Linked DNA regions of Mus musculus: region 1 is linked to region 2. A link is a loop called in an ENCODE intact Hi-C map of the cell type or tissue named here. Cell type or tissue: left cerebral cortex. All regions are shown on one strand. Links, peaks and the distances in the headings refer to the core of each region. The heading gives the core; the rest is flanking DNA.

The links. Hi-C counts contacts between places; a loop is a spot of excess contacts. Peaks named below come from ENCODE experiments on the same cell type or tissue, not always from the same donor. Only the 100,000 strongest peaks of a DNase experiment are listed, where the experiment ranks them.
Region 1: it touches region 2 in a loop (15-fold over the local background); 2 of 42 quality-filtered maps call a loop at or near these places.

Annotation. Positions count from the first base shown.
Region 1 is chr10:106,507,159-106,512,548 of GRCm38, forward strand. All of the region lies in intron 2 of Ppfia2 (protein tyrosine phosphatase, receptor type, f polypeptide (PTPRF), interacting protein (liprin), alpha 2), which reads left to right. Among named protein-coding and RNA genes, the nearest start is that of Ppfia2, 40 kb to the left of the region's middle. In left cerebral cortex, for the core only: no CTCF peak of the experiment used is centred there; DNase peaks (open chromatin) are centred at 2,373 and 2,753; H3K27ac peaks cover 680 bases.
Region 2 is chr10:106,413,069-106,418,458 of GRCm38, forward strand. No RefSeq gene overlaps it. Among named protein-coding and RNA genes, the nearest start is that of Ppfia2, 55 kb to the right of the region's middle. In left cerebral cortex, for the core only: no CTCF peak of the experiment used is centred there; a DNase peak (open chromatin) is centred at 2,130.

The sequences.
Region 1 (5,390 bases), core at 300-5,299, 94 kb after region 2:
CTGTTTCAGAACAATTACTCTGCCAGATACAGAACAGATAATAACTACCACTCCTGCCCCAGCAATGCACAAGGAATCCAACAAAACTTAAACAAAAGCAGAAAAAAAAAATGCAAGTCCCTCAAAAGCACCATTATCTTGATAGAAATTTTGTCACCAATATTTTTCTATGGCCCGATTGTGGCAATTAAATAAAATACTCTCAAGCAAAGTGTTCAAGTTGGTGATCTCTAATTTGAAAACGATGAATGTTAAAATGCTTTAACTGAAATATTTGAAGCACCAACACCGCAAGGGAAAACCTCCACAAATGAAAATTTATTTTATGTATGCGTATTTTAAATAATGTTTAAAATAACATATAGGCTGTATGTATTAGTTCCTTGTTAAATGGTAAAGTTTGTGGTTTAGATTTTGGTTTAGTTCCATGAGAGTCCACATATTTGGTGTCATTCCTACTAAGCCTCAGTTTGACTTGGATCTTGAACTAAGATGCCTCATATTAACACATTCCAGAGAGAGAGAGAGAGGAGAGAGAGGAGAGAGAGAGGGAGGAGAGGAGAGAGAGGGGAGAGAGAGAGAGAGAGAAGAGAGAGAGAGAGAGAGAGAGAGAGAGAGAGAGAGAGAGAGAGAGAGAGAGAGAGAGAGAGAGAGAGAGAGAGAGGAGGGTCCAATCGTTGCCATCAGTGATACTCATTATGTGTACGTATTTCATAGGCAGACCCAACCACATTTTTTTATACATGTCATTTTCAGCTCTTTTTCCCCAAAACATATTTTATAATCAGTAAGAGGCTTTGCTCAAACCACTTCATTTCCTAATTAAAGGATTCTGTTGAACGCAACTGTTTCTGCACAGAACATAGTGACAGTTAAGAGATTTGGTTACATTTGAAATTTTAGTCATGGCACATGCAGCCGGTGTTTTCTCACAAGCCACTCCTGAACTTCTTTCTTTTCAAAACAGAATTATGGTTGATCTCTAAAAGTCGTGACTACCAGACATTAAATGGCACTGGGATTTTGAAATGTGCTAGATCTAAATGTAATTAGAATGTTCACAGGACAAATATTGTTTATCAAACAACTCATGTTGTGTTGTGCCTCAGCACGATTCTGTATATGTCTGAAATAGGAATATTTTAGTAAATTAAGGTAATTTTATGCTAGGATTTGTAAAAATAACATAGTTCAATTGCTAGTGAAAATTGATAACCCTAATGCAAAATGGCTTTTTTCCTTCATGTTGTATGTGTATGTCTATTACAATTATGTTAAATGTCAAATCTAATTCTATTCTCTTTTAAGATATATGATTAGATTTGTTTCATATACAAATTTAATTTATCTAGATAAATATATTATGCTGAAATGTTTTAACTCCCATAATTACATTCATCTTAATCTTACATGACATTACAAGGCGAACATTATAGAAAAGGATGTGCAACACTGACGTGAAATTTAGTTTTCTGTTTCAGGAAAACACTGCTAAGGGGCAATCATGAGAGGGGAAGATATTAAAGTCAAATAATAGGGAGGAAGAATTAGAAAACAAAGCTCATGCTGGGGACAGAAGTGGGATTAGGTTAAAATACAAGTTGTTTACAGTAATTCTGGAAACTTAGAACATTCCGTTTCAAGAAAAGAAGTGAGCTGTAGCTTTGCATTAGAGCGCAGGACACTGAGTGTGATTTCTTAACAACAGCAGATCTGAGGCTTGTCATAAATATTTTTATGTGTCCAATACTAATGTATATTATTTCTTTCAAGTTGATAAGATACAATGTGTCCATGTTCAGTGTGTTGTTTTCATAGATAGTGCTCCCTTCTACATTCTTAAAATGATAAAACAAAAAAAAAAATACCCACTGAATTTAGCAGAAACAATAATTTCCTGGCCATACTCATCTTGGCAATGGTTGACCATTATATGTAAAGAAAATCTGGCTTACACACTTGAAAATATTATCACGTTATGTTTCTCCCAGGTGCTGAAATTCCAGCTAGAATAAATGCTAAGCTAGGGGCAGCCTGTGAGCATAATTGCGGTACACAGCAGCAACTTCTGCTCTTCTCACAGCTTCAGCGTTGATGGGATGACATTAAGACTCAGGACTTAAACAAATGAAATATAATGTGTAGAAACTGTTCAAACATTTAACAGACTTTTCTCCAAATGTATTGAGTGGGAAGTCACTTTGCACACATTTAAAACTCTCCTTGCCTTTTAGTTTCAGTGAGATTTCCCACTATAAAAATGCTCTAAAAATCTGAAGTTAGACCAGATGTCTTTTAAGAGCCCTTCTGGTTCTAAAATTATGATGCAGCGATCTTGTAGAACATGGTGATTTCGTTTTACTGGCACAACAGCTGAGCGGTCTACACTGCCAGGCAACCCTCAGAGAGCTTCTCACCACCCCTTTCATCTTCAGCCTCAGTTACCACCTCTTTGTCCATCTGTGTAACATTCCTAGGCCAGGTCTGTCTTGCTTTCAAGGTTTTTCTTTCAGATAACTGCACACCCTGGGTTTAATTTCCTCCCATCTCTTCAAATTTCTCACGCAGTACCACACTATGACAATTCACCAGTATTCTATTTTCTGCATCTGTGTGATGGTTTAGGCAGAAGCTAGTAAGCTGATATCTAAATAAATCTGGAGCTGCTTTGAGTCACTCATGATATGATATTTTCCTCACATTTTAAAAAGATTGTGAAAGATGAAAACACCAGCACTGTCTCGGGATACATGAAAATTGTATGGAGCACAGACTCATACAGTAGTGTCAGGACTCGGCTCTGCTCATCCACTTATGCATTCTCTCTGGCTGCTACTCATGCAGAGCTGAGTCATTGCAACAGAGACCATGTGGCCCACATTGCCTAAAATAATTATCTGGGTCACCACAGAAAACCTTTTCTGATTCCATATTGAGACTTTCATTCTGTCCCAGTGCCCCTTGGCTTCTTAAAATACTGTCTCTTCCAATGAGGAAGATTCTTAACTGAAATAAGGCTCTGTTCCCTTGTATGTTACCAACCTGTTCTCTTCAGGATGTTCAGAGTAAACCTCATTCTTTCATAGGCAAACTTTCATTATCTCTGTCCTGGTTGTCAGCACATAATTAATTGTCCATCTGGCAAAGTTTCTTACTTAAGCCAAGCCTTCTCAATCTTAAGAACATTTGCTATCTGACCTCTGGGTATATTACTTGTAGAAATCTGAAACCCAGAAGCAATGTCAAAATGTGGAAAACATCAAAACAGAAAAAGCCCTCATATATTAATTGCTAGATAGTACACAGTTTTAATCCCTGTGTACTACAAGCTACCTGGGGGCAAAGACAGAGAGATTGCTACGTTCGAGCCAGCCTGGGCTATAAAGAAAATTTCAGGATCAGAATTTGCCCAAAAGTCAAAACAAATAAACAAACAAACAAAAAAGTGCCTTTAGGACAACTTTCTTCTGATACATCTTCATTACTTTCAGATATTAATTATACAATAACTTATTCAGAACAGTATTTATAGAAAGACTTCTAATATTTTTTAAAAGAGGGATATTTTTTGTTTGTTTCTTCAAAAGAAATGGAAAGAATATTCTCTCTCTCTCTCTCTCTCTCTCTCTCTCTCTCTCTCTGTGTGTGTGGTGTGTGTGTGTGTGTGTGTGTGTGTGTGTGTGTGTGTGTTTGTGTATGTTTTCCAATTAAGACATAGTTTAACATTTGTTGAATAAATTTTAGTTTAGAAATGTAATTTCAAGAATCTAGAGAGATAGTTTAGCCTTGGTCATATGTGAAGTGTCTAAAAATCTCAGTAAGGCAGTTTATATCTATAGTTCTAGCACTTGGGAGATAAAGACAAGCACATCTTTGGATTTCTTAGTCTGCTGAAGGAAATCAGTTAACTCCAGATCAATAAGAGACCCTCTCTAATGAAATAAGATGGGCAGGAATACAGAAAGATATCCAATGTCTTGCAATGATCTGGATACCAACAGACCCGCACATATATGCACACACACACACACACACGCACACACACACACACTCAGGCACGTACACTCCTCTCCTCTCCTCTACTCCACTCCACTCCATATAAAAAAAGTAGAAATTCGGTCATGAATAGTTTATACTTGATATTAAATGTGACTTTTAAAAGGAAGGGGTACAGCTCCCAGTGCCATCCCTCCCTTTCACACTGAGATACCAACTATTGATAGAATCTGGGATGGGAAGAAATTATCGTCTTTGAGATGTGCAATCACTGAAAAGCCCAGGAGGCTCCAGCACCTAGTTGCAAATCCATAGTCACACAGGTGACTTTGATTAACCTCTGCGGGTCAAGACCATGAGAAAGGACCGAAGGAGCTGAAGGAGCTTGTAGCCCCATAGGAACAACAATATGAACCAACCAGTACCCCCAGAGCACCCAGGGACTAAACCACCAACCAAAGAGTACACATGGAGGGACCTGTGGCTCCAGCTGCATATGTAGCAGCAGATGGCCTTGTTGGACATCATTGGGAGGAGAGGCTCTTGGTCCTGTGAAGGTTCTATGTCCCAGTGTAGGGGAATGCCGGGGCAGGGAAGCTGAAGTGGGTGGGTTGGTGAACAGGGGAGGGGGGATGGGAGAGGGGGTTTTCAAAGGGGAAACCAGGAAAGAGGACAGCATTTGAAATGTTTTTATTAGATATAAAGAAAATATCTAATAAAAAAAAGAAGAGGAGAGATAGCAGCAGGCAGCAGATGAGGACCTGAGAGCACTCTGTGTGCATTCAGTACATGTGTGAAACATGATAAAAAAGAAAGGAGTCAATTTAAACTTCAAATCTAAACTTACCTAGATAGTGTTTAGACTGTTGTCCTGAACTGATAGTATAGGCTTTACTTTGTTTTCTTCTCTCTTCCCTATCCAGAGAGGAAGTCTCTCTCTCTAGACAGCCAAGATTGGTCCCAAATTTATAATCTTTCTGCGTCAACATTCTAATGTTGGAAACTATAGCAGGTGTTAGGATGTCTGGCTACACGAACTTCTCCTCTGTAAAGACTAAATAGCATTATGGCCATCTTAGGCCCTAACAGCTTCAAGCCAAATATTTTACTGTTAAAAATCCAATACATATGTACAAAAATTAAAGCATTTCAGTAATATATATAATTAATATTGCAGCTTTTATTAATATTTGATAACTTTAATGACAATATTTGATCTGTTTGAATATTTCTAAAACTCATATTCCAGATTGTGTACAAATAAAATTTCAAAAACAAGAAAGACTCATTATTACTAGCTAGTGTCAGGATAGTTAGTACAAAAACAAATATTTTTGCAAATGCATTGATGTTACATGTCATTTATTTTCTTTTAAAAATCTAAGGTTTTATAA
Region 2 (5,390 bases), core at 144-5,143:
ACTGAAAGACAAGTACAGACAGAGAATCTGGATTTGTCTATCCATAATCTTGACTCCAAGTAGCAAACGGATGTGTCAATATACATTTCATCATCTTTCTGACTTTAAACGAGTAAGTGGTTTTCAATACCTCGATATTAAAAGTAATGCCACATCATTAATCTTTGTCAGAATATTTGTTGTCCTCAATAGGATAACAGAAAAGAACACTGTAGGTCAAAGGGTATGTATTATTGCTAAAGACATTTTTTTATAAAATGGCTGAAATGAAATTGCTTCCCAGAAAGAAGGTTCTTGGCTCTGTTCCAAGCACGAGTGAGTGCCAAACCTGAGGGCTTACGCCTCACTCTCATTCTTGAATCTTTGTGTTTTCTATATTCGTTGCTCATATAATATTTATTATATCAGCTATGATTACCATTTTAAAATAAGAGAAGGTGTGATTTCAGAAATTGCTTTGTGAGAGCCTCTCAAGTATTACTGCACTCTTTTCATTCTGATGTAATATTTCCCTTGAGTAAACTTTGCCTCTCATTTTATTTATTCTGGTTTTGCATTTGTTTGAGATTTAATTCATGAATATAACGTTTTTGCTCACATTCTTCTCCATTCTCTCCCAGTCGGGTACTGTCCTTTTCTACCATTTTACCCTTTCAAATTTCTGAGTTCAAAAGCAACAACAACAACAAAAGCCTACTTAGTGTTGCCAGTATGTGCATGCTGCATGAGCATGAGACAATCTATATTAATATACAGGAATATAAGTAACCTATCAATGACTGGTTCTTTGATGAAATCCAAGTGTTCTCGCCCAAGTAGCCATAAACTGCTAATATCTTCTCAGCCAGAGGTGGGAATTTTTGAGCTCATTTTCTATTGTATAAATTGTAGAGGAATTTTAATCCTGCAAACAAGGCTGCTTTGGTAAGGAATCACATACACAGACTTATGTCTGTGTGATCTAATTGGAAGACAGAGACGCCACCTTTAATCCCTCTTGCTGGAATGCAGACATGCCCTTAGAATATACTTTTACTGCCAAACAATATAAGTCGGGATAGTTTTTAGATGAAAACAGTCCTGTTTGAAATCAATGTCTAAATGAGGGGCAAAATGACAAATCAGAAAGAGATTTGACAGAATAAGTCAGAGATTGGATATGCCTAATTTTCATGAGAACAGCACAGAGAAGCTTTCAAAAAGCAGTGCAGTCAGTTGGGAGTCAGTGCAGTGTGTGCAGTGCAGGGGAGTTGAGTTCCTTAGTGAGTTCATGCAGGTCAGGGCAGGTCAGCAGAGGCAGCTGAAGCCAGAGCATAAGAAGGAGCCAGATGATTAGAACAAGTTGCCAGAGTTAGTTTGAGGCCAAGTGGAACAATTCAATGACAAGCCCCTATTTGGGGCAGCATCAAGTGAAATACATTTTATGTTTACATGTATATGTTTTTGGAAACTTCTATACTAGCATGTTTTTATACAGGTACTTTAAAAGACTGTAGTGCTAGTTACCCACCTACCTACACACACACACACACACACACACACACATACAACTTAACTAGCATGTTTTTATACAGCTACTTTACAAGACTGTAGTGCTAGATACCCACTTACCTACACACACACACACACACACAACTTAACCTGCTCTGTTCCATTATTCCCCTTCCCATCTTCAAATCACTTATATTCTATCCCCTGCCTATGAAATTCTCCATGGCCCCTTATTAGCTTCCTGTCTTCCATGGGCACATATCAAAAGAGTGAAGCTAGCATCCACTTATCAGGGAACATGTACCACATCTGGCTTTCTGGGTCTTAGTTGACTCCCTGGGAATGATTATCACTAACTCACCCATTTATGTTTATTTTTCTTTTACAGCTGAATGAAATTCTGTATATATACCACATTTCATTTATCTGTTTATCAGTTAATGGACATCTAGGTAGTCTCAAGTTCTTGGCTATTGTGAATAGAGTAGAAATGAACATGGAGGAGCAATTATCTCTGTAGTAGGTTATAAAATCCTTTGTTTATGCTCAAAAGTGGATAGCTGGATCATATGGTAAGTCTATTTTCAGTTTTGTGAGGAACCTCCACACTGATTTACATAGTGGCTATACTAGTTTACACTCCCACCAGCAGTGACTAACTGCTCCCCCTCCACGGACAGACATCCACACCAACATCTGTGGTGCTTTGTTTCTTTGCTCTTTATCATTCTGACTGGGGGAAGATAAAAATCTCAAAGTAATTTTCATTATCATTTTTCCTATGACTTATGATGTTAAGCATTTTTACAAATGTTCTCCATTAAATTTAAATTTGTCAGCCGTTTATGTTTTCTCTTTTGAGAACTCTTTTAAAATCACGGCCCAGTTTTAATTAGGTTGTTTGTTTTCTTCATGTCTAATTTTTGTTTTTTAGCTCTGTGTATATTCTAGAATCTAATCCTGTTGTTTTTAATATGAAATCACAAATGTCTGATTTATCAAATGAAGAATCAGGAGCCAGATACTGTGGTGAAAGCCTGATAGTTCAGAGAGGCAGAGAACGCACCCAGCTGACCTTCCTACTCCAGTGATACCGAGGAAGAAAAATGCCCTTTCTCCTTCTTCACACTGTCTTAAATACCCTTTCACTCAAAGACCCTTCTGTCTCTTTCCTGAGTTTTCCTGTGTTCACTCACTCTCAACTGGTTGCTTGCTTTGCCTGTCATTGACTTTATTTAGCTCTTGTTTACATAGAGCTCTTGGGCTAAAGGTGTATGCTAGAGCTGAGGGACACCACAAAGCCTTGTTTACACTAAACAGATAGCTCTTGGATTAAAGGAGTCTGTAAGTGCTGAGCTATATCACTAGAAACAGATTTTACCCTGTTCACCATCTCAGGGTTCACGAGATGGTCCAATATCCTGCAACATAACCCTCTGGCAGATGTAAAGCCATTTTCCCATTCTCTGGGCTGCCTCATCACACAAGCCATGGTACCCTTTAATGGGCATAAATGATTTTGCAGGGATAAACTCTTATGCACAGTGTGAAAGCATTCACTTGTCAATAAAAGTCTGATGATCACTGAGGGGGAGCGAGTAGGTAAGACATCATATGAAACTGGGGAGAGGTAACTAACCAGCAACACGACAGACATAAAATGGTGTAAGGGGGTTGATGTACATTAAGAGTTACTTGGGGAGCAAGTCTAAGCTAGAGCCAAAGTCATAAATACATAGATAATTCTCCATGTCCTTATCCGGGAGCTGGGACAGGCTTAGAAAAATCCCAAGTAATTATACATTTTAATTTCATAAGGCTCCATTTATTAGCTGCTGATATCGATATCTATGATGTCTAGGCTGTCTCCATTTCTTGCCTATTGTGAATAGAGCAGCGTTACTGTGGATGAGATATTTATCTCTGTAATAAGATGTAGCATTGTTTGGGTATCTGCCAAGGAACGGTAGTACCTGTTCACAAAATAACTTCTAGCTTCGGCGGGGATGGAGGGGTGGGGTGGGGGAGTGGGAGGTGGTGTTCATATCACTTTTCACAGTAGTTTCAACACACCCAACACTAAGTGGTCTCCTTTCCTCAATTCAATGTCAATATTCCTTGTCATTAAAATATATATATATATATATTTATCTTAGGCACTCTGACCAGGACACAGTGGCATTTTAAAGTAATTTTAATGTTTATCTCTCTGATGGCTAAGGATGCTTAGCCTTGATCCTTTAAAACATAGTTTTCATACTTTTGCATTTATTAAGAACTCTTTGTTTAGCTACAGATCTTACTTTTTAATTAGATTGTTTGTTTTCTTGGTGTGTACTTTTTTCCCCTTTGTATATTCTAGACTTTAATCCTATGTCAGATTTGTAGCAAGGAAATCTTTTCCCAGTTCTTCTCTCCTCGAGGGAGTTTGTTCCCAGGGAGTGGGTTTGGGGAGTTTATTTCTTCTTCTGCTTCCAGTTGGCTCTCTTTTGTGTTTGTGGCTAAAGATGTGATGCCTCAATTTACTGCTTCAGTTACCTGCTGTCATGCATGCCTCTCCCTGAAATTATGAATCTCTCCTTTGAAATCATAACCCAAAATAAAGTCTTCTGTAAAAAGAAGCCAGCTCTCTAGGCTGACTCTTCATACAAATGATGTTGTTTTCACTTGTGCCCTTCCCCCAGCCTTGAGCAGGCTAAAAGACCTTAATTATTTGCCACAGTTGGTCTTCCTTGACCTAACCCACCTAGGGTGGAGTCTTCCAAGGTAGGTGGAAGTCTTCTGCTTTGTCACACTTGCAGTTTCCTGCAGGAGCAGACTGCCTGCTGAGCTTGCTTTGCAACATTGTCCAACTGAAACAAAGCAACATAGTCCAACCCAAACAAAGGATGGGTGTGTGGGGTTTTCCCTATATAAACACAGAGCTGAAAATTAAACTTTGAGCTTTGATCAGAAAACTTTGTCTTGGCTTCATCCTTCTCTAGTTCACCCATCCTTTTTCATTTCCAGCCTCCCTTTCAGGTACCCAGTTCTCCATAGCTGCTGGACAGCTACATTACTATGCAGATTCTTTTTAATTTCACAAAGGTGCATTTGTTATTTGATTCATTTTCCCCTAGCTGGGCTGCCTTGTCTGGCCTCAGTGGGAGAGGATGCTCTTTGACCTGATGAGACCTAATATGCCAAGATAGGTTGTTAGCTGGAATCAGAAGGAGGTTCCATTTCTCTGAGGAGAATAAGGGGGAGAATACAGGGAAGGAGATTTAAGGGGTACTGGGAGGAGAGGACTGAGGGGACTGCAGTCAGGATGTAAAATTAATAAATTAATTAATGAAAAAAGGGAAGAATTAATATTGAGAAACTGGCCATTCTACCAAAAAGCTACATACACATTGAATATAATCTTCATCAAAATTTCAATGTAATTATCCTAAGAATTTGAAAAGAAATCATAAAATTCATATGGAAACACATAAGATCAAGGATAGCTAAACAGCCCAACTATCCTGAAAATGAAAATACCAGTGTTGCTATCACCATCCCTGATATCAAAGTATAGTATAGAACTATATCATCAAAAGAACATGGTACTGAAAAGCATAATGAAACATTGATCAGCAAGATAGAATCGAGGTTTTATTATCTGAAACTATAATTGTTCTCAATGATAATATTATGAGTCTATTTTTCTTATTATGGCTTCTTTGAGTTTATCTCTCTATCATGGATATTTCTAACATTTTGTTACAATCCCAGCCCCGCCCCCACCCCACATCCCTCTTCCCCTCCACATGGACACACACACACATAAGTAGCCTGATGGCTATACAAATATAAATAACTACATAAGATGAAATAGAGTTAGGAAACCTAGATGTTACTAAAGTTTCCAAGATATG